Linked DNA regions of Homo sapiens: region 1 is linked to region 2. A link is a loop called in an ENCODE intact Hi-C map of the cell type or tissue named here. Cell type or tissue: CD14-positive monocyte. All regions are shown on one strand. Each heading gives the region's core, and the rest is flanking DNA. Links, peaks and the distances in the headings are about the cores only. Region 1 overlaps MIR100HG (mir-100-let-7a-2-mir-125b-1 cluster host gene). Region 2 overlaps MIR100HG (mir-100-let-7a-2-mir-125b-1 cluster host gene).

Evidence for each region. Peaks named below come from ENCODE experiments on the same cell type or tissue, not always from the same donor. Only the 100,000 strongest peaks of a DNase experiment are listed, where the experiment ranks them.
Region 1: it touches region 2 in a loop (6-fold over the local background); 2 of 110 quality-filtered maps call a loop at or near these places.

The regions. Positions count from the first base shown.
Region 1 is chr11:122,313,315-122,325,878 of GRCh38, forward strand. The region is part of intron 1 of MIR100HG (mir-100-let-7a-2-mir-125b-1 cluster host gene); the gene reads right to left. Among named protein-coding and RNA genes, the nearest start is that of MIR100HG, 100 kb to the right of the region's middle. In CD14-positive monocyte, for the core only: no CTCF peak of the experiment used is centred there; a DNase peak (open chromatin) is centred at 6,747; H3K4me3 peaks cover 1,818 bases; H3K27ac peaks cover 2,728 bases.
Region 2 is chr11:122,265,490-122,278,053 of GRCh38, forward strand. The region is part of intron 2 of MIR100HG (mir-100-let-7a-2-mir-125b-1 cluster host gene); the gene reads right to left. Among named protein-coding and RNA genes, the nearest start is that of MIR100, 120 kb to the left of the region's middle. In CD14-positive monocyte, for the core only: no CTCF peak of the experiment used is centred there; no DNase peak of the experiment used is centred there.

The DNA of each region.
Region 1 (12,564 bases), core at 1,974-9,973, 47 kb after region 2:
CTAAGAGGTGTGTACTACTGTTATCATCACAGCTTTACAGATGAAGAAACTAAAGCACAAAGACGGCAAGTGACCTGCCCAAGATCACAGAGCTAGCACATAATACAGTCAATTTCACACCCAGGCAATTTGATGCCTGAGCCCATGCCCTTGACCACTCTCATCATTTTTTCCTCCTTAGAACCTCTTTAATCTGATTTTCAGTAAAAGTGGGACCAAATGGCCGATAAGCTAAGTTTACTGTGGGTAAACTCTAAGAAAAAAAGAGAGATAACCCACTTGGTCAAGTATAACTTATGGTCAGAAGCAAAATATAGCAGTGTAAATTTATTCATTCCTTGAGTGCATTCATTCACTCAACAAATATTACTGAGCATGACTCTACTATACTGAGCGGATCTCTACCCCATTAAAGCTCACAGGCTAGTATATGAGACTGCCACTAAAAGAAGCAATGGGCCAGGTGCGGTGACTCACGCCTATAATACCAGCATTCTGGAGACGAGGCAGGAGGATTGCTTGAGCCTGGGAGTTCCAGACCAGCCTGGGCACATAGCGAGACCCTGTCTCTACAAAACTTAGCTGGGCATGGTAGGGTGCACCTGTGGTCCTAGCTATTCAGGAGGCTGAGGTGGGAGGAGGACTTAAGCCCAGGATTTTGAGGCTGCAATGAGCTATGATCCTGCCACTGCACTCCAGGCTGGGTGACAGAGAAAGACCCTGTCTCAAAAACAAACGAACAAAAACCCACAAGTAATCACAATATAGGGAGTAAGTGGGCTGTTAGAAAAACTAACAAACAAAAACCCACAAGCAATCACAAGACAGGGAACAAGTGCTGTATTAGAAAAACTAGAGCTGAAAACTCAGAGTAGTATTTTTCCATATGAGATAACTGTTAAGAGAGCAGGTTCAGGAGATGAAAACTGGCTGGATCCAGATGTCCCAGACAGGAACAGTTATCAGTAGTATTTTCATTTGGTTTCATGCTAACCACAATCATTCCTTCTAATCTGGGGCTTTGGAAAGTGTCTGGGGAGGGGATGCTTTTTTGGCACTGTGTGGCATGTGCAACTCAACCAGGATGCCCTTTTGAGTTCCCTGGAGATGCACGTTCTCTGCTTCTGAAACAACTTACTCCAGCCCAGGTACTACAAAGGGAAGAAAGACACCTGCGTTTTTACCTCTCTCCCCTGATGCTTTACAGAAATTTAAAAAGAAAGTTCCATAATAACTCAAGAGTACAGGTACACACATTTTAATAATGTTAGCATTTTTCCTCATATTTCCTGATATTTCCTGATTTTCCTGATATTTTCTTTGGTATTTTAATAAATTTATTTCTAGTCTTTTATATATGTGAATGTTTATTCATATTTATATAATTTTTACAATGTTTGGATCATAATATAAATATTTATTCTTCCTATTCTCTTAGTTTAACATTGTATCAGGAACATTTTTGAAGTTTAAGTATCTTTCAAAAACAGTTTAAAGGACAATATAATATTCCATTGTATAGATATGTTACTTGACCATTCCTCCAATATTGAACATTTAGGATAATTTCATTTTTTTGCACTATACGTAAGATTGTGAGAGACATCTTTCCACATGAATATTTGACTGCTTTCCTTAGTACAGATTAGGAGTGAGATTATTGGATGAAAGTGCTTTCTTTTTTTTTTTAAGTATTGCTAAATAGCTTTCTAGAAAGTTTTGCCAATTTGAAGGGAGTTGAAATCTCACTAGGTTTCAGTTTTACTTAGCAGTGCTTTTTAATTTGGTTTTTTAAAATTGAATTCTAGTGAGATTGGATTGATATTTCAAGAGTTCATTGATCATGTCTCTTTTTTTTAAATTTTGTTAATTATCTGTTTGTGTTCTTTGTCATTTTCTCAGTGGTGCTGCTATTTTTTTCTGATTGATTTGTAAGACACACACATATATGTATGTGTATATGTGTGTTTGTTTATATATACACACATGCACAAACATACCTCTATGTATGCACGTATTTGAACTCTTTTTCAATTATTGCAAATGCGTTTTCTACTTTTTCTCAGTTTACAGAACTTTTATATTCTATATATGCAGGTGTATTGATATTTTCTTTGAGGACATCATCACATGCTTTTATATCTTGAAGTATTTTTTACTCAAAATCAAATATTCACTTATATTGTCTTCAAGTTATTTATGTATACAATTTTTGCATGTAATCTACCTGAAATTAATTGAGGTGCCTTTTGTGAGGTGAGAATATAACTTGAGGGTTTTGTTTCCCTTTCAACAGGTAATTTTCCTAGGATCCAGTCCTACTTATATTGATATTTTAAGTGTGACAAAATTGTTTATATATTCAAAACTGTTTTGGGGCCGCCACCTATTCCATTCAGATGTTTGTATTTAAATTCTTTCTAGTAAATGAAACCATCAAAACTTATTTCTATTTTGTCAACACTAGGACTATCAGTGTGAGAGACAATAATATCCTATTGTTTAAGGATTGGGCCAAGTTGTATTGCTGATTATGGATGTGATAAGACAACTGCAAAAACTTGCTGGGTCTCAGGAATGGCCTTAGTGGCAAAGGGGCTGAAATTTAATTCAGAAGAGTTGAGATTAGGACAGGAGATTCCACCTTAAAGCAACCAGAGAAGCTAGAAGTCAAAGGGGTTAATCAAATAAAAATCTGCAGAAGAAAGCCAAGGCCCAGATACTGACAAGAGCACTATAAATTAAAGTTTGAAGAGATCAGACCAAACTTGAGCTCATCTTCACAGAACCAGGTGACAACAGGAGCCAAGGCATCTCAAAGAGGGAAAGATAGAATATGGGGTGGGGAGGAGCAGGGATTCAGGCTCATCTTCTTGGCTAGCATGGGGACAATGCATGGATGGAGAGAGTGAGTCCAGGGCAAGGAGCACCAATTTATTTGGGCATCTTGTTTGCAGAAACTTAACACCAGTTTATATTTCCTCAACATAATGGTGAATTTATTACAGAAAGCTGACTTGGATAATTTAAATGCCTCCCCACCTTTTTTTTTTTTTTTTTTTTGATTGGTACAAAGACAGAGTTTTGACTGAAATAAGCAGAGGGAGATACCTGTCTCAGTTCACCTTCTTTGGCAGTGCCAGAAACTGATTCAAATGGAAAGAATGAAAACTGAAGCAGCTCATTTACCAGGAGTGTGCTAGGTATTGAAAATAAGAGAGTTTTCAATTCTGAAAAGCAGGTCAATTTAACTAAACAGTACTGTCAAAAGAAGATCACTTCCCCTATCTAAAATACAGTGAGGAAGGGGCTGTACCACAATGATAGAAAAACTTGCCAGTGTATACTTCCTGCTGCAGTTTTGATGAGCCACTGGCATGGCACACAGCTAACTAGTCCCACAAGGCCACCAAGCTCCACTGTCCATGCAAGGGCATTTCTGGGAGTGCATAGGGAGTAATGGGTAGTGGCTGGAAATGCAGTCTTTAGTGTAAGCTGATCAAAGCTTGAGTCTAGCAATGCCAATAACTAACCAGCTGTGTGATCTTGAGTAATTTCCCTAACCTCTCTGAGCTTCAGGGTCATCACCTGTAACATGGGCATAATAATTTTATTCACTTCATAAGGTTGTTGCAACAACTAAATAACAAAATGCATATGTACTATATGTGGGCCTGATTCATGCATAGAATTCAATTAAATATTAGACTGTGTTCAGAGGCAGTATGGTGAATGCAAGTGGTAGAACTAAACCTGGATTCAAACACCAGCTCTACTACTTGTTTATTCTATGGCTTCATCCCTCTATGCCTCCTCTAGAAAATGTCCATATTAATACAGTGACATCTATTCCATAAGACTGTTGTGAAGATTAAGTGAAATAATATGCACAGGCACTTGATAGTGCCTATCTCTGTAAAGACTGGCTGTAGTTATTGCTATCATTTTAGTATCCAGAATGTAAAGCTAAAAATCCTCAGGCCAAAAGTCAATAAGAAACTGAAAACATGAAATAAGGGAAAATTTCTTTTCCTTTGGAAATCTACTATATAAGTAAAGCTGATTTTCTGAGTTGGTTTTCCCCTCTCTAATGGAAAATCCACATTGCAATAAAATGGATTCCTGTGGCAATGCTAGAGGCATCCAGCATGTAATCACAGACAAGGCAGCACCTCTAAAACAGCTGGGATGACACTTGCAAGGCTCTGCTGAGTTCATTCAGAGGCCACAGGATGTCTTTTCTCCAGACTGTGACAGCAGGCATTCTCTCTCAATGCTTTCTTGGGAATCCTGTGGGTGATTTCAGAGCCAGCAGCCAGGAAACATCTCTGGCTATGATAAGAATCCCAAGGAGACCTTAGGTGTCCTGATTCCTAGGGCCATGCAGCTCTACCCACTCAAGATTTTAGTTTTAAATCCTTTCATCCATCCATCAAGCATTTATTTTTTAGTATCTAGGCTAGGGGCTAAGTGTGGAGTGGTGAACAAAACAAATTAGGGGCCGGGTGTGGTGGCTCATGCCTGTAATCCCAGCACTTTGGGAGGCCAAAAAGGTGGGCGGATCACTCGAGGCTAGGAGTTTGAGACCAACCTGGGCAATATGTTGAAACCCTGTCTCTACTAAAAATACAAAAATTAGCCAGGTGTAGTGGAGGATGCATGTAATCCCAGCTACTAGGAAGGAGGAGGCACAAGAATCACTCGAACCCAGGAGGCGGAGATTTCAGTGAGCCAAGATCGCACCACTTTAGTCCAGCCTGGGCGACAGAGTGAGATTCTGTCTCAAAAAGCAAAGCAAAACAAAAAACAAATTAGGTCCTTGACTCATAGAACTTACATTCTAGTGGGAGAGTCAAACATGAATCAGGTAAGTGCACAGGTTAACATATAATTGCAAATTGTGATATAAGTACTGCAACTGAAAAGAAGAGGAATGATTATGTCTATCTGTAGGGGAAGAATTCCCCAAAGAAGGGGCATTTAAGCTTATATGAAGCATGAAGCCAAGTGTGGTGACTCATGCCTGTAATTCCAGCATGTTGGGGGGCCAAGGCAGGAGGATCATTTGAGGCCAGGAGTTCAAGACCAGCCTGGCCAACAAGCGAAACCCTGTCTCTACTAAAAATACAAAAATTAGCCAGGCGTGGTGGCAAGCACCTGTAGTCCCAGGTGCTTGGGAGGCTGAGGTATGAGATTCGCTTGAACCCAGGAAGTGGAGGTTGCAGTGAGCCCACATCTCACCATTGCACTCCAGCCTGGGCAACAGAGCAATACTCTGTCTCAAATAAATAAATAAACAAATATGAAGCATGAGATATAAGGAGCGCCACCAGCTTTGAGTATAAAATCTTCATGAACATTGGCTTGGAGAAAGCTGCCACCAGGTTGAAGAAATTACCAATACTGCCCACCGGAAGTTACACGGCCACTGGTGAGCACCACGCTAGACGACCAGAGATCCCTGGGTATCTGAGCTTGCCAGTTCTTCATTAAAGGAGGCAAAGGTGAGGCAAATACCAGTTTAGTCCTGCCCACCACGAGGAAGGAAGGCAAAGTGTGTAGTCATGAATCCTTTTCTGTGGGCTTATTCCTCCTTCAGCACCTAATATGTATGTCTCATAAAAGGGGTGCTTATTGGAGAATGACTAGCACAAAGCTCTGTCAGTATAAATCACAGAAGCTTTGATCATTGCTGAAGGTGGAGGATATGGGTTATAAGGTGGGCAGGATGGTCCCTACAACCTGCATAGGAGCAGTCTCCAGGGAGAGAAAGGAATGAAATCTCAATTCCTGTATAAGCTACACAGACATTAAGATGTTTCTCCCAAGCCCTCTATTTTCTACCAGTTTAAATCCAGCACATTCCTCAGAAGCCAATTCAAGACTGGCCTCATTCCATGAAACTTCCCTACATCCCAGAGCATGTCGTCTGCCCCCACAGTATCATCCTTCCACTGCACTGTGCTGTATTGTTCTCAAGTCACTCAGTGAATTATTTTCTTGCCCACTCAATAAGATGATATACTCCTCAAGGACTAGGACTATTCCTTTAGTTCTTTTGTATTCCCCACAGTGCTGTGCTTAGTATTGTGCCCACTCTAGGCACTTAACATATCAATGCCTGTTGGGTAAATGAATGGTTTAATTAATCCATATATCTGTAAGATTTCAGTAGGTGGGGAAAATAAAAAGAAGTGGCTCTGAGTATAACAAAATTGAGCCATCCCTGGCTGGGGCTGGACAGTTATCTTTAGGAGAGTGTTTAATACTGTATATTGGTTCTTATTTAAACAGAGGGCTTAGGGTCCTATATCTGGAGATTTTCATCTGTCTAGGGTAATTGAAGGGCACCTCTGCCTGGCAATAAGCGATGGTCTAGGAAGACCTTTCAAAGCCCTTTCCATTTCTAATTCTGATTCTGTAGATTAGGATGTGTTACCATCTCAGTCCAGAGAGTACATGGTGTGAATGTTAGCCAGTCCTTACAACAGTCCCTGAACCATCTCCTGCAAAGATCTCTAGAAACTCCAGACCCCTTTGTGAGCTCTGGAATGGGAGATGCACCCCAGCCCCCACCAAATAAAAGCATATTCCAGGGGCCACCAGAGTGCAGCCATTGGTTTAGCCTCATTAATGCTGGGCTTCTATGAAAGAGTGGGGAAGAAAGAGGATTGTTGCATAAAACTATTTGTCTAAAAATGAAACAAGGAAGATTCAGCCCAGAGTGCAGTGCTGCTTTACTTCCTTCCTGTTTTAATGGAGGTACAGCATGAGGTAATCTTTTAAGAAAGTCTTAACGGGTTGGAGTAATTTTATTGTACGTTTATTATTATTCTCATTTAGAAGACTCAGCTATTTTATTCCCAGTTAGGATTAAAGGGATCCTTTCTATTTACTTCTAACAAGCTTTAATATAAAACATAGGAACATAAAACTTGCCTCTCTAAAGGCGCCAATAGCCCATCAAATCTGATGTCACTGGTTCAGAAGACACTGAAACAAAAGGCCAGTCTCTGCCAAGCCAGGCATCTCACACAGCCCAGCAGCAGCAAGGCTGCCGGACAGGAAGGTCTGAGCCTCCACGCATAAAGCATCCATCACTCCCTGGACTCACCCCAGCACAAAGGACTCGGTTTTCTCCCATTAGGCAGCACGGTATGCCCTCTTACAGACCCCTTGTCACACTCTATGACCTCCTCAGTTGGTGTGGTCTTTGTTTCCCGCTCTTATTTTAAAATAACTCAGCTGGCATAGCATTGAAGCCCAGCCAAGTTTTTAATTTAAAAGTTGCCACTCTCTTGAAAGCCTTGGGTGAGTTTGCTGCTAGGCAGGTGCCATGCTTTAAAGCTATAAGAAGGCATTGTTTTTGTAAGTATTGTCTACCTGTAGAATTGCTTGGAATTATTTTGCTCACTTTGGCTTTTCTAGTCTCACTTGGCACCTTCTCCAGTCTGTCTGGCCCCCTCAACCCTAAAACCCCAGTTGGAGTTCAGTGAAATCAATTCACCAATGAAGGAAGAAAGTATTTAGAGACACAGAGTTCCCCCACGCAGCAGTCACTGGCAGCATAAATCACAGGAAACTATAGGAAGGGGCAGCAAAAACCCAGTGAGCTTAGTGCATTATGCATTCAGCCTGGAATAATGACCTCTAATTTATTTTAGCTACGTTGCTCTTGGGGAGGGATGCCCTAATCTCACTCTGAAGATTTCAGAATATTTTTCAGTTGTTCTTCTTGCCTTTAAACCCAGGAATATGGCTTATTCTCTATCTGTGGAGTAGTTAATCTACTCAGACATTTCCCCCTACATTACCATCTGCTCTACCTTGAATTTTTTACCTCTTCACACTACCCCAGCCTTAGCCTGCTCTGCTGGCTCATTCAGAGATCTTTAATTTCTCCTCTGCCTTTATGTCTGGTTGCTTATGTTTTGGAGCAGACAATAGAGGTGATATAGGCCATTATTCATGAGTAGCTTCAAGGGTAACGTGAGAAATGCCTCATCTCCTGACCTCTTTTAGCATAAGAATTGCTGATAAAATTCTGAACTGAAAAGAAAAGTTCTTCTAAGAAAAAATATTAGAGAGCTACTCACTCTGGAGCAGCTTCCTGGAGAAAAGACCTGAGGTGGGGAGGGCATCCATAAAAATTTTTAAAAATAAAAATGTTGCACACAAAGGAAAATATTGATTATAATTGACATCACCAGTTTATTACAATCCATGACAGCATCTGGGAATGGCAATGTAAATTCAAAAGAACTAAAACATCATGACAGCCAACAGTTGAATGGGACTATCTCCAAACCTAATAGACTAGGGGTCTCTCATAGGAAGCTGAGTGGGCCCTTTTGGTTTCCCTCTCCTCACCTTCATTCCATCAGCCTCAGGTGAGCAATGGCATCGCAGAAGATACGCAGTAGGAGAAGGAAACTCAACTACCTACCAGCAGCCCCATCACTCTCTACACACTCTGGAGTTGCCAGTAAGAGAAATGTGCAGCCCCAGTGAAATGCCCAAAACTGTGGTTCTTAGAGGAACTTTATTCAACAATTACCATTTGTGTGGTAAAATCCTCTGGTCTCTGCAGACACAGACAAAACTAAGCAATTTCTCACTGCCCATTCTCCCTGTGACATCTTTTCCACAGCTGACGCTTCAACTCTCCACTTCACTGATATTGCTCATTTATATTCTCTTTGCCATCCCAAGTCTCTCTCCAGAATAGCAAATACTTCCAAGACTTTTGCCAATGGCCCCCAGAAACTAAAATTCAACATAGCTAAACAGAACTCCTCATCAGTACTTAACCCTATATGGCTGGTGTTGTTGATAGCCAACCATTCACCCAGTCACCAGAGCCAGAAACCTGGGAGTCACCCCAACTCCTTCTTTCTAAATGGCTCTCCCCTCCCAATAACCAACCCTGCCAAATATATCCAAAAGATCTCACCAATCTGAGTTGCTTTTCCAGTGCCTTTGCTGTAGTCTTAATGTGTGTCTTCAGTTTCTCTTGCCTAGATGATGGTAGCACCTAAAACCAGCTTCCAGTAATCACACTCTCCAAGCCTTTTCTACATAAACAACAAAGTGCTCTCTTTTTAAAAAAAAAATCAGCATGTCATTTTATGTTTGAAATCATGCAATGTTACTCCGTTGCTTTCAAGACAAATAAATGTTCATCCCTTTGGCGTGGCATACAGATTTCTTCACAATCTGACTCCAGCCCACTTCCTTCAACTCAACTTCTGCCAAAGCCTCAGATTCTCACTGTGCTTTAGCTATGTGGAAACACTTGCATTCCCTGGATGTTCTCTCACAATTCTTTACACTCTATGCACCATTCCCTCTATTCGTCCTGTCCTTCCTTCCTCTGGCCTTTTGTCTAGGTAATGCCAACTCATCAGTCAGAACCCAGTTCAAGGATAACTTTGCCAAACTCCCCTGGCACTTGAGTGCTTCCTTACTTGTGCACACCAAAGCACCTTGCTTTCATTATTCACCTGAAAAAAAATTGTTAAATGCTTGTACATTGTTTATTTTTTATACATCTGACTTACCCACTACGTGTGAGCTCTCCAAGTGCAAACACTATACCACTCATATTCCAGTTTCCCTCATGTCTAACACAGTGCTTAGCCCAGAGTAGGTGCCTATAAGAACATATTAAATGAAAATACTTGTCATATATAGACCCAGGGTTAAAGCCAACGTTCCATCCTTCCCTCGAAGAAATTCTCTTTCTGGTCTCCCACCCAGATCTTGGAAAACAGCACAGTGTATGACTTTGAGCATTAACCTGAGTTAGAGCACCTACGTCCTAGGCCAGGTCTGTCATCAGGAATGTGTGAGATCTGGAGCAAAGCACCAAATAAACAGCCAACATATGTTCAACATTGATTATGTGACAGATTCCCTGCTAAGCATGCTACATGCATGATCTTTTTTCCTCACAGCTACCTGAGGCGACAGATGTTAATATCATGCACATTTTACAGGTGACGAATTTAAGTAACTCAAACTCATGTTTGATGCCACCTCCCTTCATCTGGGTTATGGAGAGATCAAATGAGACTTGGTGTGTAACACAGCTCTGTAAGCTATACAGATCTACACAAACATAAGTCACCATAATTATAGAAAGCAACAAAGATTGTCTAAGTGTAATTGAAGCTTTGTGATTATAGTGAAAAATAAGATGTAAAGATTTAAGCCGGGTGCAGTGGCTCATGCTTGTGATTCCAGCACTTTGGGAGGCCGAGAGAGGCACATCACTTGACCCTAAGAGTTCAAGACCAGCCTAGGCAACATGGCGAAATTCTGTCTCTACAAAACATACACAAATTAGCTGGGCGTGGTGGCCTGCACCTGTAGTCCCAGCTACTTGGGAGGCTGATGTGGGAGGATTGCTTGAGCCGGAGAGGTTGAGGCTGAGTGAGCTGAGATGACATCACTGCACTCCAGCCTGGATGACAGAGCAACACCTTGTCTAAAATATATATATATATACTTGTTTTTAGACCTTGGCTAAAAATAAATAAAGATTTGAGACAGAGCAAGACCCTGTCTGAAAAAAAAAGATACAAAGATGTTATAAAGATATTAAGATCCATCATCTTACACAACTGAATTCAGATGACTCAGCTGAAATAAGCCCCCAAATCAGGGATATATTGTAAAATCATAGGCGTAGGAACTCAATGTGTCCAAACCCTTCTCGTTTTGCAATGGAGAAAAAGCTACACCCAGAAGCCGCACAGCTAATCTGTAGAAACCCAGGACTCCTTAGTCAAAAACCACACTATTTGCCCCAGTAGAAATAGAATATGAGGTTCAGAGAGTGGGACTGATAGAGCTGAGTGTCCAAGTCAGAGAGCGCCTGAGTGTTTCAGAGCCAACATTGAGCTCAATACATGTTCCTGACGTCTCTCCTCCCAGACGTTGTGAATGAACACATCTGTCCTTACCAGGCATCCAACTAGTACCACATCCAACAGCCCCAACATATAAAAAAACAGAAACGACATGTGTCCAGGAAATTGAGTTTAATGAAAAGCATTAGGATGTAATAGAAAGAGTAAAGACTTTTGAACCAAAAGATGTGGGTGGAAATCCTAACTCTACCACTTACTGACTCTTTGGTAATTGAGCAAACCACTTTTCTGAGCCTTGACTTCCTCATCTCTAAAATGAACAAAATGATACCCCTTTATTGAGGGAATAAAATATTTGCCCCTGTGTTCAGTACCTTTTGGCTTCTCTTCTATTCATTAAGGTGTGTTGATGTAATACATGAGCCTTGGCCAATTTGCCAAGCCACAATATAATTTCATTTTTCTACTTTTAGGAAGTGACAATGTTTGTCTGGTATAACTACATAAAAATGTAGACACATCAAAGACATTAAATATGTTTCTCCTTTTTCTTGTCACAAGTATCAAGTCTACATTCAGCCAACATGAGTGCCAAGAACACCCTTATTGAATGATAGATTTAGTGTGTGGTTTAGTGATGCTAAGTTCTCCTGCGTGACTCTCAGCAGTCTAAAAAGAATGATCAAATGTGGGGAAGAAAAATTAACACCAGCTTAATACACTTTCATGCCATATCCTACTGCAGGTAGTGAATAAGAGTCTGGGCTCTGAAATCAAAACAACATGGGTTCAAATTTCACTCCAGTATATACTAGCTGTCTGGTCTTGGGCAAGTTACTTCTCTTTAGTTGTGGAATTTTCTTACCGGTAGAATGGGCAGAATAATAGCACCTACTTTATAAACATACGATGAGAGTTAAATTAATGGATGTAAAGGAGTTAGCACCAGGCCTGACACATTGCAAGAGCTTAATAAATGCAAGCTGTTGTCAATACTTACTTTAGACGCATTGTTAAGTGGGGAAAGAAAGCATTAAAATAAAAGAAATATAAACCTAATTTTATTGAAAGAGCTCTGTTTTTGTTATCCGTCAGTTCTCCTAATTTGATAGTTGGTATAAAATACTATCGGGTGCTTTGTATGAGGAATTTCTCAAGAAGGTACCTTGTTCAGATGTCCTTCCACATTTCTCAAATTCCATCATCTAATGCTAGTCTATCTTCATCCATTATGAAGCCTTTAAAATATGACCTAATGCCACTGACTCCTCGATTCTATGAAACATTCCTGGAATCAACAAGGAAAAATGGCATTTTGTTCCAATGATGCCTAATTTAATAATGAAGTTCTAAAGACTACTCCACTCATTCGAGGCCCCATCAATGCAGTTTCCTTTTGTAGCCATACATATTTAGACAATGCCTACTACTTCCTATTTGAAGCAGCTGTAGATTTGTGAAACCAGCACTCAAATTGGCATCAGGAGATTTGAAGTTCAAACCTCGCTCTCTGCTCATTTTAACTTTGGTGGAGGTGCTTTATCTCACTGAGCCTTATCTTCCTGATGTGAAAATGTATATAATAACATCCATGTAATGGAATATATTCAGCTCTAAAAAGAAATGATCTATCAAGCCAGAAAAAGGCATGCAATCGTAAATGCATAATGCTAAGTGAAAGAAGTCAATC
Region 2 (12,564 bases), core at 2,335-10,334:
ATGACAATACAGTTTCTTTGCTATACTTTATGTACAGAAAAATCATTCTTACTACTTATAACTTCAGTTTTTCATAGAATTATTCTCTGGCCTACCCCCCGCTCTCTTTTTCTGTTTAAATTATAAACCAATTTTATAACCATTAAAATGTATTACACAATTTTATCAATGTGAAAAGGTGAGTCAGGAAAGTCTAATGGTAGCAAATAATCCAGCAAAACCCAAGACTGGAACTGAGTGATGATTCTGGGCATCAGCATTAGACAAAGTTCGCTAGACCTGTGGCCCAGTGTGTTGACATGTTCCCTAACCAAAGTCTTCAAATGTGTAGTTGATCACGTATGTGTAAAACGAAAACATCATTGAATGGGATTACCAAAGAAAATTATAAACTAATAAAAACGGCATAGACATTGCAGCCACAGTGTACGTGGAATTTTCTAAATCCTTCAATAAGAGCACAGGTTCCCTGTCAATCTGGATAGTGATTCTGTGTGTATACATTCTTTAGTAGGAAACCATCAGGGCCTCAGGGCTATTTATTACGTGTGGGCCTTTCCCATTCTAACATTCTATCATTCTGTCACCTTGTACTGTGTCTTCTGAAGAGATACACAAGAAATAAAAAAAAAAAACCACCCTTTTACCCCATAACAAAATGAAGTAGAAATCCTCAAAGCTGTGGTTTGAGACAGATGGCATGGTTATGTAATATAAGTGGCAATATCTCCACTAGACTGTGGATTTCATTTGTGAAATATGTCTCTGAACTATGACTGATGATTGTTGGATTTTTTAAAGTGCCTTCAATAATCTCGTCAGTGTAATGAATTATCAAATATCTTGGTCCCAGATAAAGCAAGAGCCATGACAAGTACAATGGTTAGATGCATTTGTATTGCAGAGACAATCAGAAGTTGTGCATGCATGGGCTTCAGATCTTTTACTGAATTTGCTTCAAGATAAAATGAAAGTAGTTTATTATCACATGAATTCCAGAAATGAGGCTTAAAAAAAAACTCTCCAGCAGGCTCAAAAGAAGTAATTTCAAACACAGGATCTACTGAGTTTCTAGGTTGGAAGCAGCATTCAATTGCTCTTGTAGTACCTGGAAAGGGATTTACAGTACCAGCAGCTTCTCACCTCGCTCCTGAAAAGATTCCCTTCTGGTTGCTGGAAGATGTTCTGCTTAAGTAGGCAAGGGTGACAAGGTCTTCTGCCGGAATCACATAATGGAGTCAAATACTCCAAACTAAAAATCCAATTTGTAATAGCATAAGCTCTGTGAGCTCAAAATAACAAAAAATCTCTACAGTGAACCATAGTATTCCTGGCATATGTAATGTCTGTGGTCTGTGCAGAGGCAGCAAGCACAAGGGCTGTCTTGTGCTTCAGCTCTGTCTACCTAGTACAACAGATCTGTGATGTTTTTGAGGCAGATTATCTGGTAAATTGATCTTTTTTCTTGTAATTTTCTTCCAATTACCTACCTTTAGGGAGAATGAATGCAAAATCACTGGCCTTGAAATGCCTTTTTACATTTTCACTTTAGCAAATTTTTAAATTATGATGGGATACAAATTCCAAAACGATTTGGCAGAGATCAGGAAAGAGGACTTTGGTGTCATCAGAAAGAAACGCACCTGTTTGATGGGGGCAGAGGAGGGAATTACCCTGGTGTCAGAAATCCTGAGCATGTTAATGGTGCTCCATTCACTAACTGCATAACTCTGGAAAAATTCTCTAAACTTCCATTGCTCAGTTGCCTCAGCTGCAAAAGGAATAATCACACATCCCCAGCCCACCCCACCAGACTGTCAGATTAGCGAAAGGCATAATCCTTTTGCAAATTGTAACCCCACAATTCATGAAGTTAAATGCCTGATCAATCAATTATACAATTGGGATTTTTTTTAACAAGAGGAAATAGGCAAAACTCTTCCTTAGTTGACATGGAAATAAAATGTCTCTCATCAACCTTTGGAGTCAGAAAAACGAAGAATCAAAAATTCAGAGAGGTAAATTTGATAATAAAGCAAATAATGGCAGAGCACTCACTAGATGCCAGGCTTCAACTTATTCATGAATCACATAATTTAATCCTCACAGGAAGGCTATGAGGGAGAGACTCTTCCTTTCCTCTCCTTTTGCAGAGAAGATAACTGAAGCTTGGCAGATTCAGTATTTTTGCCCTTGGCCACTTCCCCAGTATGTAGCTGAGTCAGCACTCAAACCAGGGCTATCTGATTATAGAATCCATGCCCTTAACCACAGGGCTGATTACCTCCTATGGAGCTGTCAGTTCAGAACCCAGCTCCATCCAGTCTAGCCTCACACTCCACTCATCACTCAGCTTCAGCCCAGTGGTTGTCTCCAGCTCTGCATTCTTCCTCATGCTCTCCTTTCCTAAATAGTCTCCTCGGCTTCACTGCGTTCTTTGCATCCTCAAAGGCTCACCAGAAACCTTGTCTCTGGCACATGCCTTCCTAATAAAATTCCATTTCCTACTGATCACTCTCTGTGTTGCCCTGATTGGTTAATTATGTCTTAGATGTCTCCTTTGCTTGGGTCTCTCATGAAAGCATACATTTCATAATACATGCCTTCTCTCTCTCTCCCCCATCCCCCAACTAATAAACGCCTAAGACTGTACTAGGTTAAGAGAAAACTTCCTAAATAATTTCTTGGAGATATTAACAAAACTTTTCCTTGTCCTACTCAAGTCCAGGCTGGCTTTCCCATTCCTCATATTGTCTGAGGGCAAATATCACACACAACAATACACTGTATGCAGGTGAGCAAGACAGGGTCCCTTCCTCCAGTAACCTGTTCAGTTTATCGGGGAAGACAGAAAACAAGCAATCCTGTCAGGCTAAGGGAAGTGCAGATTAAGACAGAGGCACAAAGTAGCCACAGCCACCCCAGTCTATAGAACCATGAGAAGGTTATTTAATGAGTCAGGTATTTAGGCTGAAATTTTAAGGATTGTATAATGATAATAACAATGAATTACTGAATGTGTCCTCTCTTCTTAGAACTTTATATGTATCGCCTCATTTAATCCTCTCAATAACTCTACAAAGCAGATGCTATTATATCTCCCTATTTTACTGATAAGAAAACTCGGGCTAATACAGAATAATTTACCCACGGTTACTAGTATATGGTAGAAATAAAATTCAAACCCAGGCAGGCTGGCTTCCAGAGACCACACCTTTAACTGGTATGCTATCCTTCCTCTCAAGTAGATGAGCCACTGAAGTGAGAGAGAAAGATTGTTCCAGGGAGATGGCCCAGGGTTTGCAAAGGTCATGAGAAGAATTCAAGCAGGATATGTAGAGAAACTAAAGGAATTTAATACAGGGCCCTGACAACTCCAGATGAGTCATTGGGCACCTGAGATGGACATTTAGCCGTTTTCCAAAGAGGGTGTAGGAAAGCACCTGTCCCTGCGGGGAGGTTTGCGGTTCTGCCACAGAGAGGCCTTTGTTGTACTTGGATCACCAGGGATTGTGCTTTCCTGGCCTCAAGAGCCAGCAGAGTCCACTCCATTGTGCATCAAGAGACAGGTCTCTGACTCTCCTTTTTAACATCAGTCTGTCTCACCCCTACGGAATCAGAGAATCCTCAAAGATCCTCTGGTTCTAGAAGAGAAGAGAACTAGAATGGCCTGTTCCTCTGTTGCCAGGTTTCCACACCATCAGATTCCAAAGAAGTTTCCAGAACTCCCTTAACCTCTCATTTTAATGTCAAATTATCCTTTCCATGAAGACAGTCTTACTTAGATCTGATGTAAACCCTTCATGCTAAAAATCTAGCCCCAATCTCAGCTCTCTTTTCATGTGTGGCAGAATAGTAGGTCATCTCCTCTGAGGAGACCACCTCAAATGCCTGTGACACAGCCATGTCTTGGGCTTGCAGTCACCTTGGGCCTCCTGGCTTGACCACTTGTGAGCTGTGATGTTAGGCAGATTACTCAACCTCTCAGTGATTCCATTTCTCGTCTGTAAAATGGGAACAATAATTGGGCTTATACATGAATTTGTTTTGAGGATTAAAAATAGATAAAAGGCTTAGCCCAGTTGCCTAGTTCATCATAAATGCCTATCAAATTTTAGCTTAAAAAAGAAAAGAAAAGGTATAATTCCATCTTATCTTGGGCTAATGTGCATACAGATTAGGGACTAACAAATAAACCTCTGGTCAACTTTTCCCGGGAGAGTAAAAAAGATCAAATGCCTAAAAGTAGTAATTACACTTTCAGTCTTCTTATTTTCTACAAGTATGCAGATGAATAGAACATCCACTTTTAAATGGCAGGTATAAATCAGTTATAAAAGTGTTAAATAGATCTATGAAGGCCAGGAAAAAAGAAAAAAGAAAGAGACAGGAACCATCCCGCTGTTGCCATGACAATGAGGCACGTTACCTGGACAAAGATTTTGGAAATCTCTTAAAAGAATAGCCAGAGATGCTTCTGTCTATTTTGGGAAGGACAAAGTCTTCTTTTATCCTGCACTAAAGACACGCATCCACTTGTCTGCTGAATATCTCCCAATTAACACAGGGCAAGATCTGAGAGGAGCGGGGATGTCATGAGCAGGCAGGAGGTGGCATGGAAAGGGACTTGGCAGGGGGCTGAGAGGTGAAGGCAAATATCAGTGGAAAATGCAAGATCAAACTGCCCAGAATCTCTATTGTTTCATTTAAAATGCCCACAGAACATTCATTAAAAAGCATCATTCTCACGCATAAAGGCCCCCAACTGCTGCAGACGAAGCTTACACGAAATGGAATCCTAAACCAATAACACTTTTATTTTTATTAACAGTGGTGACATGAAGAAAGTGACTGAAAACTCTGGTGGGCAAGGCTTTCCCTGAAAGTCATTTTTATGTGTAGAGGAATAGAGAGCTTAAGATTCATACAATGTGTTTTCTCCACCATCTCTTTAGGTGTTTGTAAGTAGATCGTGTGTGTGTTTGTGTGTGTGTGTGTGTTTCCCTCCTTCAATCTGTAGTTTACACTTAACATAATAATCTTGCACACCTCTCTCATTTTTCAGTTAATCGATAGTATTTTCAAAGCAACAAATAGAGGCTATTTGTAATAGTATTTCCTTTAATTGCATATTTTTCAAACATGAGACTATTAAAGTAGCTGTCCCTGAAAGCAGTCATTCAATTCTCCTCTGAGGTGCCCCTTCATTCTGAAAGGGCCTCCGTAATCAAGCTCAATAGCATCTCTTGGCTGCCTGAGAAAAAGCACTGGAGGAAAAAAAAAAAAAGAAATCTATTTTCCAGATCAAAGTAATCCCTGCTCCATTGCCATGGCTCCAGACGTCTCTTTTTTCTTTTCATTGACCAGACAAGTTTCTTCTCAGCTCCCTGCTTCATTTTTTTTTTTTTTTTGCCTGAATTTGTTTTCTCTTTGGGAAAAGTGGTCATTAAAGTATTAGTTTAGGTTGATTGGTTCTTCAGCAACAGAAGAGGCTTCTGATGCTTTGTTATCTTTGACATGATCTCAAAACAGTTGCCTGATTATTATACGATATGGAAATAATAACTCAAGGCAACTGGCCTCCCTCTGAGACCAATGCAGGTGCCAGGTACAGGATTACACACCTAATCTACTAGTCTTCTCATGGGTGCTTTTAGGGCCTGAGTGTCTGACCACATCCCTGGATGTTACAGGGGACTTCACCTCCCTGCCCTAGCCATGGAGGCCCCGCCCCCACCCATGGACCTGAATTCTTCCCAAGTGGTCGAGACTGCTCAGCACTTGTCTCCATTTATACCAACCAGTGGCGCATTCAGTGGGAAGAATGAGGCGGAGGAGAGGGTGGCTTTGATGTTTCCAGGGGCAGGAAATCACTTGGATGATCTTCCAGGGCCACTTGGCAGCAGGTAGAGGGTGTGACAGCTGGTGGGAAGGTCAGCGGCTGGGATGTGGCCACTCAACCATAGCAGGGAACTGCTCTGCCCTTGCAAACTGAGAAGTTTATTTCTATAGTCTGGTGGGGGGTAGAGATGAGGGAGAAAGATCAGAGGGCCTGGCACATACCACCTGGGAAAATGAGAATTCAGAAACAATCAAATAATATGCCAGAAGAGTTCACTACTTTTAAAGACCAATTGGCCCAAGCCCTTAAATCCAATCTAATAATAATGTATGACTGCCAGTGCACAAGAGGTGGTACAAATGGTGGTTAGCCACATCAACTTCGAATCCAGACTTTAAGCCTCTCTTTGCTCATCTGTTAAAATGCAGTTAGTAACAGGCTTACTGTGAGGATTAATAATAATAATAAGGCTTACTGCATACTTTGTGTCAGGCACTGTGCATGTTACTTGGCATGCATTATCTTATTTCCTACTCACAATAACTCTTCGGAATAGATACCAGTACTATGCCCCCACTTTCTTATCAGAAAACAGGCATAGCGAGTTCGTTATCCAGAGTCACACAGCTGGTAAGTGAAGCCAGAATTCACATCTAGTCAGCCCAAACTCTAGCACCTGCACTATTAGTCATTACTTAGGAATGAAATGGAATAATGTATAAAGTATCGATTCTGGTACCAGACACTCAGCACATTATCCATCATTAATTTTACATTGCTGACATTATTATTAGACTCCCTCTGTTGCCATGGCCAATTGAACTAAAGTAAGTGACAGTACTTCAATAAGTGAAAGGGCTTTATTAAAGCATGCACATGAAATATAATGAGGATGACTGGAGCTGGCTCAAAGAGGTGGTGATCCAAAAGTTCCATGGACATAATCACACTTACAGAATTTGCTGGTAAAAATGGCAAAAGGAAAGGCAGTAAGGAAATGGCAGTTGGGGGTGGGAATGGCAGCTCATTTCTAGAGGTTGCCCAAACAAGAGGTATGACCAAAAGGTCTGGAGACACTGGTATCATTGCTGCCTTAGCTGGGTGGACTTATAGATGTAGACAATGTCTGAGAATTAGACAGGGAGACAGAGGATGTCCAGATGACAGGTGCATTCTGATTAGCCAACTAAGTAATACCTAACCACATGCTCACTCCCATTCATATTCAGAAAACACATTCACAGAGGAACTAAATCTTTCCCCACTCCTATCTGAAGTTCCCAAGTAATCAAGTGCTACTACCATCTGCAAATTTTTAAGGAGACCCAGAGAGCTTACTCAAAAGCCTCATTTATTTATTCATTGGAGGAGTATTTATTAAAAACCTTTTATGTGTCTTAGGTGCAAAGAATGTAAGAAGAGCTTACTCGGTCCCTGACCTGTAGTAGGAGAAGATCCGTGTGCTATGTCATCTCAGGGAAATGTGTGCAGACAATTCTGGGAAGGATGGCAAGGCAAGGGTGGCCAGGTCTGACTTGAAGGTGGAAGGAGGGTGGGATTGTGCATAATTCAAAGCAGTTTTTTTCTCCTTCCAGATAAGGAGTATCTTGTTTGTTATCAGAATGGAACTTATCAGTAGAGAAAAATTGGAGACAATTTATGAAAGAGGAGAGAACATGGAGAGCTTGCATGCAGTGGTTCCAGCTGGGAGCCCTAGTCTCAGCAAGAAGGAAGACACTATATTTTCTGATTCAAGTAGAAGAAGGAGAAGACAGATGAAGATACAGATAATTTTGATATGGAGGGAAGTTGAGGCAACTCATGTCAGATGGTCCCAACCTTCTCAGCAAGGAGAGTTCATCTGTTGAGAGTTTCAGGAAAGGAGGTGTGGATGTTGCTGGAGAATGCCTAGATAAGTCACTGTGGAAAATGCCATTCTCCATTTCTGTCTGTTTGGCAAACCCCAATAATCCTCCAGGACTCAGATCAAACAACATCTCCTGTAACCTCCCAAGTTCTCAGACAGAGTTGGGAGCTCTGTTCCCTGCACTTGTTTTTCTATTACCTTATTAGTCATATCGTATTATAATTCTTTTCATTTCTGTCTCTCTTTTCCTCTTGCCTGAAATCCTTGAGGGTGGAGACCATATTTTACTCATCTTAATTTCTCCAACTCTAATCTGGTACAAAATGATATTCAGGAAATGTGTGTTGAATGCATAAATAAATTACTCCATAAGCCATACATAAAAGAATTGCAATTCAGATCCAGAAAGATTAAGGAATAACATTTTAGAACTGGCATCCTAAATGTCTAGTTTCATTTCAGAGCAAAACAGTCTGCTCTTGGCCAATTACCCTAACCTTGCTGCATCTAATAACCCAGGCTCTGAAAAATGGAGACAACAATTCATGGAGCTGTGAGTTTCAGCATGAATGCCTGTAAAGGGCTTTTTAAGTGGCAAAGCAGATAATTACAGAAAAGGCCCTTGAGGAGGAAGGATGACTAAGACATGTCTCGGAGACAATGAAAGACCATCCTTTCAGGATTTCTACCACATTTCACTCTGATACAAGCAGTTACAGAGGATCTAGGGCCCTCTCAAAGGCCTTGGCACCACTAGATTCCAAGATTATGTGTTCACCAAGTTCACGAACTGTTGTGAAGGAATAGTGGTTAGAAAGAACCAGAGTCCTTCTGCTCAGCACCTCCCAGCTCAGGGCCACTGTGCTCTCTGCGGAACTTTCAGCTTTTTCTATTGTTCTGTTTTGCCTTGGCTCCTAGTTTCCTCTCTTACAGATCATCAACAGATCACTCAAATGTGCTTGACCTTTGGAAATACACTTCTGTTCCTGGGAAGTACATGATCATTTATCACTGCCATTTACCAAGTGTTAGCAAGATAAATAGCTACCTGGGTAAGCCTTGAAAGCAGCCACTAGCCCATTTGCACGAGATGTGATACAATTTATCCCAGAAGAGCCACAAAAAGAGTAAGATGCTGAACAATACGGTCTGTTAATAGATGCATACATTCTGGAGCTTTATAAAAACAACAAATAGGTGAATAAGACATTTTATACCTATTTCTAAGACTGTAGAAACCTAAGGCATAATCTACACTAGATTGCCTGTTCTAATTTACAGTAGCATTGCTATGAATAAAATAAGAAAATTGATAATTCTAAAACATTGTTTGATTCATAATTCCCCTCTACACACACAAATGCACACAGACACACAAACACACACCCACGTGCATGTGTGTGCACAGACACCTGCCTCTAAAATTGGATTTTGTTGAAGATAAATTTTAATTAGTTTGCCCCCCAATACACATACTCTAGGTTTAGCAATATGTGTGATAACGATCGGTAAGGATAGCCTGGGGTTTTTAATTGTCATAGTTAATCAAAAGGTGACTATATACAGGAGAACAGATTAGAGTTGGAAAGAGTAGTAGAAGAAAAAAAAGAATTGGGACTAGAAGAGAAGAAAAAAATAGAAAACCAAAAAAGAAGGATAGGCCAGGTGCGCTGGCTCGCACCTGTAATCCTAGCACTTTGGGAGGTCGAGGCGGGTGGATCACGAAGTCAGGAGTTCGAGACCAGCCTGGCCAATATTGTGAAACCCTGTCTATACTAAAAATACAAAAATTATCCGGGCATGGTGGCACATGCCTGTAGTCCCACCTACTTGGGAGGCTGAGGCAGAAGAATCACTTGAACCAGGGAGGCGGAGGTTGCAGTTAGCTGAGATCGCACCACTGTACTCCAGCCTGGGAGACAGAGCAAGACTCTGTCTCAAAAAAAAAAAAAAAAAAGAAGGATAACAATCTTTATTAGTAGATAGGAGTGTCAGTTAGTGGTCTCAATTCTTTCCCATACTGATTGTCAGTACATATTCAACACATAAACACCTCCAGAGTAGGGGCAGTTCAGATTTGAGGAGGACCTTAAATAGCTATATACATTATCCTAAAGGAGCTTTTACTTTCTGAAACTGCAGGCTGCTTTCTTATCACCAGAGCCTGCAGTTATGCATCAACATTAAATGTAGAAAGTTTGCTACAGCTATAATCAAAACTCTGGTTAGTATCTACATTAGCTAGTTGATATTAATATTAGCCACTCAGAGCTCTTTTGAAACTTAAAATTAGTTGGAAGAGAAACAAAATGACAGCATTTCTTATTATTGATATAACTTAAGGGCCCACACAGAGCCTGAATTGACTTTACTCAAGGATTCCATATATAGAAGCCTTTCAATTGCTGGAAAGTTAGATCACTTATAACTGTGAAGTATGATTGAATGACCTTGTGTGAAAATGGCAAGATTATTCTGTGATGTAGCCTTCATTGGAACGTTCCATCCCTGCCAGAGAGGCCACTTGTTCATTACGTGGGAGAAATTGCTAAAACAATAGTCAGTCCTGCCCTCACTGATCAAAACATCTCCAGGGATCCTCTATGCTGCTTGGGCCCAAAGGACCCGACTCTATGTGCCTTGATTAACTTTCTTTGGCCCTAGTTCATCACTCAGAAATGTCTGTCTTTAGCGGAATCTTAGCTTGTGACTTTTTTTGGGTAAAGTCAAGGTAAATAATTTTGGAGCCCAACATACTTTAGAAATTGTAGGTCACTATTCCATCAATAAAAACATAAATAAAAGAAAGCCTCATTCGGAAGAATAAACCAGTATGTCCTCAATGTAACAGACACAAATTAGAAGAGTTAGAAAGATCTTGCCTTTTTTGAGGTCTAGGTCTTCAAATCTCTCTCCTCAGTATCTCAATTCCTTCAAAAAAAAATTCAAGTACTGAATTTGGAAAGATTAAAGTCTAGGGAAGAAAGAGTAGGGGAAAGCAAGACCAGTAGCTTAGGAGAAGGGGGGAGAGGAGAAGAGGGGCCATATCATGATTAAAGCTTCCATCATGCAATCAATCAAATGCAGGATATAAAAGGCAACCATAATGAAAAGTACAAACACTCGCTGCATACACTTAGAATCTAACACTTGTAGAAAAAAGTAGGATATAAGTCATCACTTCAACTGTCCATTTATAGATTTATAGAAACTAAGGCTCAAGGCTCTCAAGTGACTAATGAGCTGTTTTAGAGTACAAGAGAAGCCAAGCCACAACCAGAATTTAAAAGCCAAGATCTGAAAACCAAGCAAATGTATGAAATTCTCTTCTTTTTTCTTAAAAAGCATTCAAAGAGAGAAAAAACTAATCTCTTCCATGGCAAAATGCATAAGTATATACAATAACTCATAGATAAGGGTTTTTTTAATCTAATAATCTAACTGCTTCAATTTCTTCTGCTTGTGGACGCTGCATTTACATCCATGCTTTGTCAATTACTTTATGTTTCTTGGTTCTGTCTCCCAAACTAAACTCCAAATACTTGAGGGTAATGTCTTTTTCTTTTATCAATATCAATTTCTTACCATGCTCACTATGATTGATAGTGTCCCATAGAATTACTGAAAATGCTTAACACAAGTCTAACTTTGGTTTTCCCTTAGGTAAGAGGGATTTGTTGAAGTGCAACACTCTTGACCCACTGCAAATATCACTACCAAAATTCTCCATTTGAGATATTGATAATAATTACTCTGTACCTTCTTTCATTTGGATTGTAGTAATTGTAACGTTTCAAAGCATATTTTATGGCTACCGTTTCACTTGAATATTTGTTTCATGAGTGGACCTCAAAGAACATTACAACTACAAATCCGCCAATTGCCCCACCTGCCAAAAAGATTATATCCTGGGTCTTGGTGTGTTTTGGTGCACTGGTAATTGGTTATTCCTCCTCCAGGCATGGAAATCTCGATTCACAATTCACTGGGTTAGAATATAACAATAGTCAGCACTGGAGACAGACAGTGCTCAACTGACAAAGTATATCAACTCCAACTGTAAAAAGATCCAGAAGGCAAAAATACAGACTTCTGAGTCCTTGTAGTGTTGAGGGAAGAGACCTCAGTGTCCTTCCATGACCCCCGCCTCCAGTAATATGTCCTTAGTGTTTATAGCATCCTCCCATCCTGACATTTCCTCATAATTTAGCATTCCTGGTAAGGCTTAAAGGAAAGCTGAATTTTTCACTGGAGGTAGGTCATGCTGACAGTGATAGCAACTGACAGGAGATTAAAAGGAACCAAAGATACAGTGTTGAAAAAGTCTCATCAAGGTCACCCACTCTTGATAAGGCAAGTGAAGAGCGAGGGAGAAATATAGGCTTATCACTTAAGAACCAGCAGGGACAACTACATTATCTAATTATTCCTCTTCATTTCCACCTCCTGTAGTCTCCCACTCCTACACACGTGCTTTTAAGCCAGTCCATTATTTTAAAATTACTTTACGGTAGTTCTCCTTATCAGTTCAAGGTACAGCTGCCTTTAAAGGCAGTGCCACCAGCAGTCCCAACCCTGCCAAGTAGAGGTAGCTGCTCCCCAGGGCACTCAGCTCAGCCTTTTACTATAGCACGTACATGTTTACATGACTTTCTCCCCCCAAAACTGTGAACCCTTCATGGTTACAAGCATGTCTTACTCATCTTTCTACCTACCTGCATGGTGACAGAGCTAGCCAGCTATCTATTAAATTCAGAATTCTCCCCTAGCACTGAGTTGCTGCTGGGAAGCTGCTACCAAGCCAGGGACTACATTTTCCAGCTCAATTTCCATCCAGATGTGGCCATGGGATAAT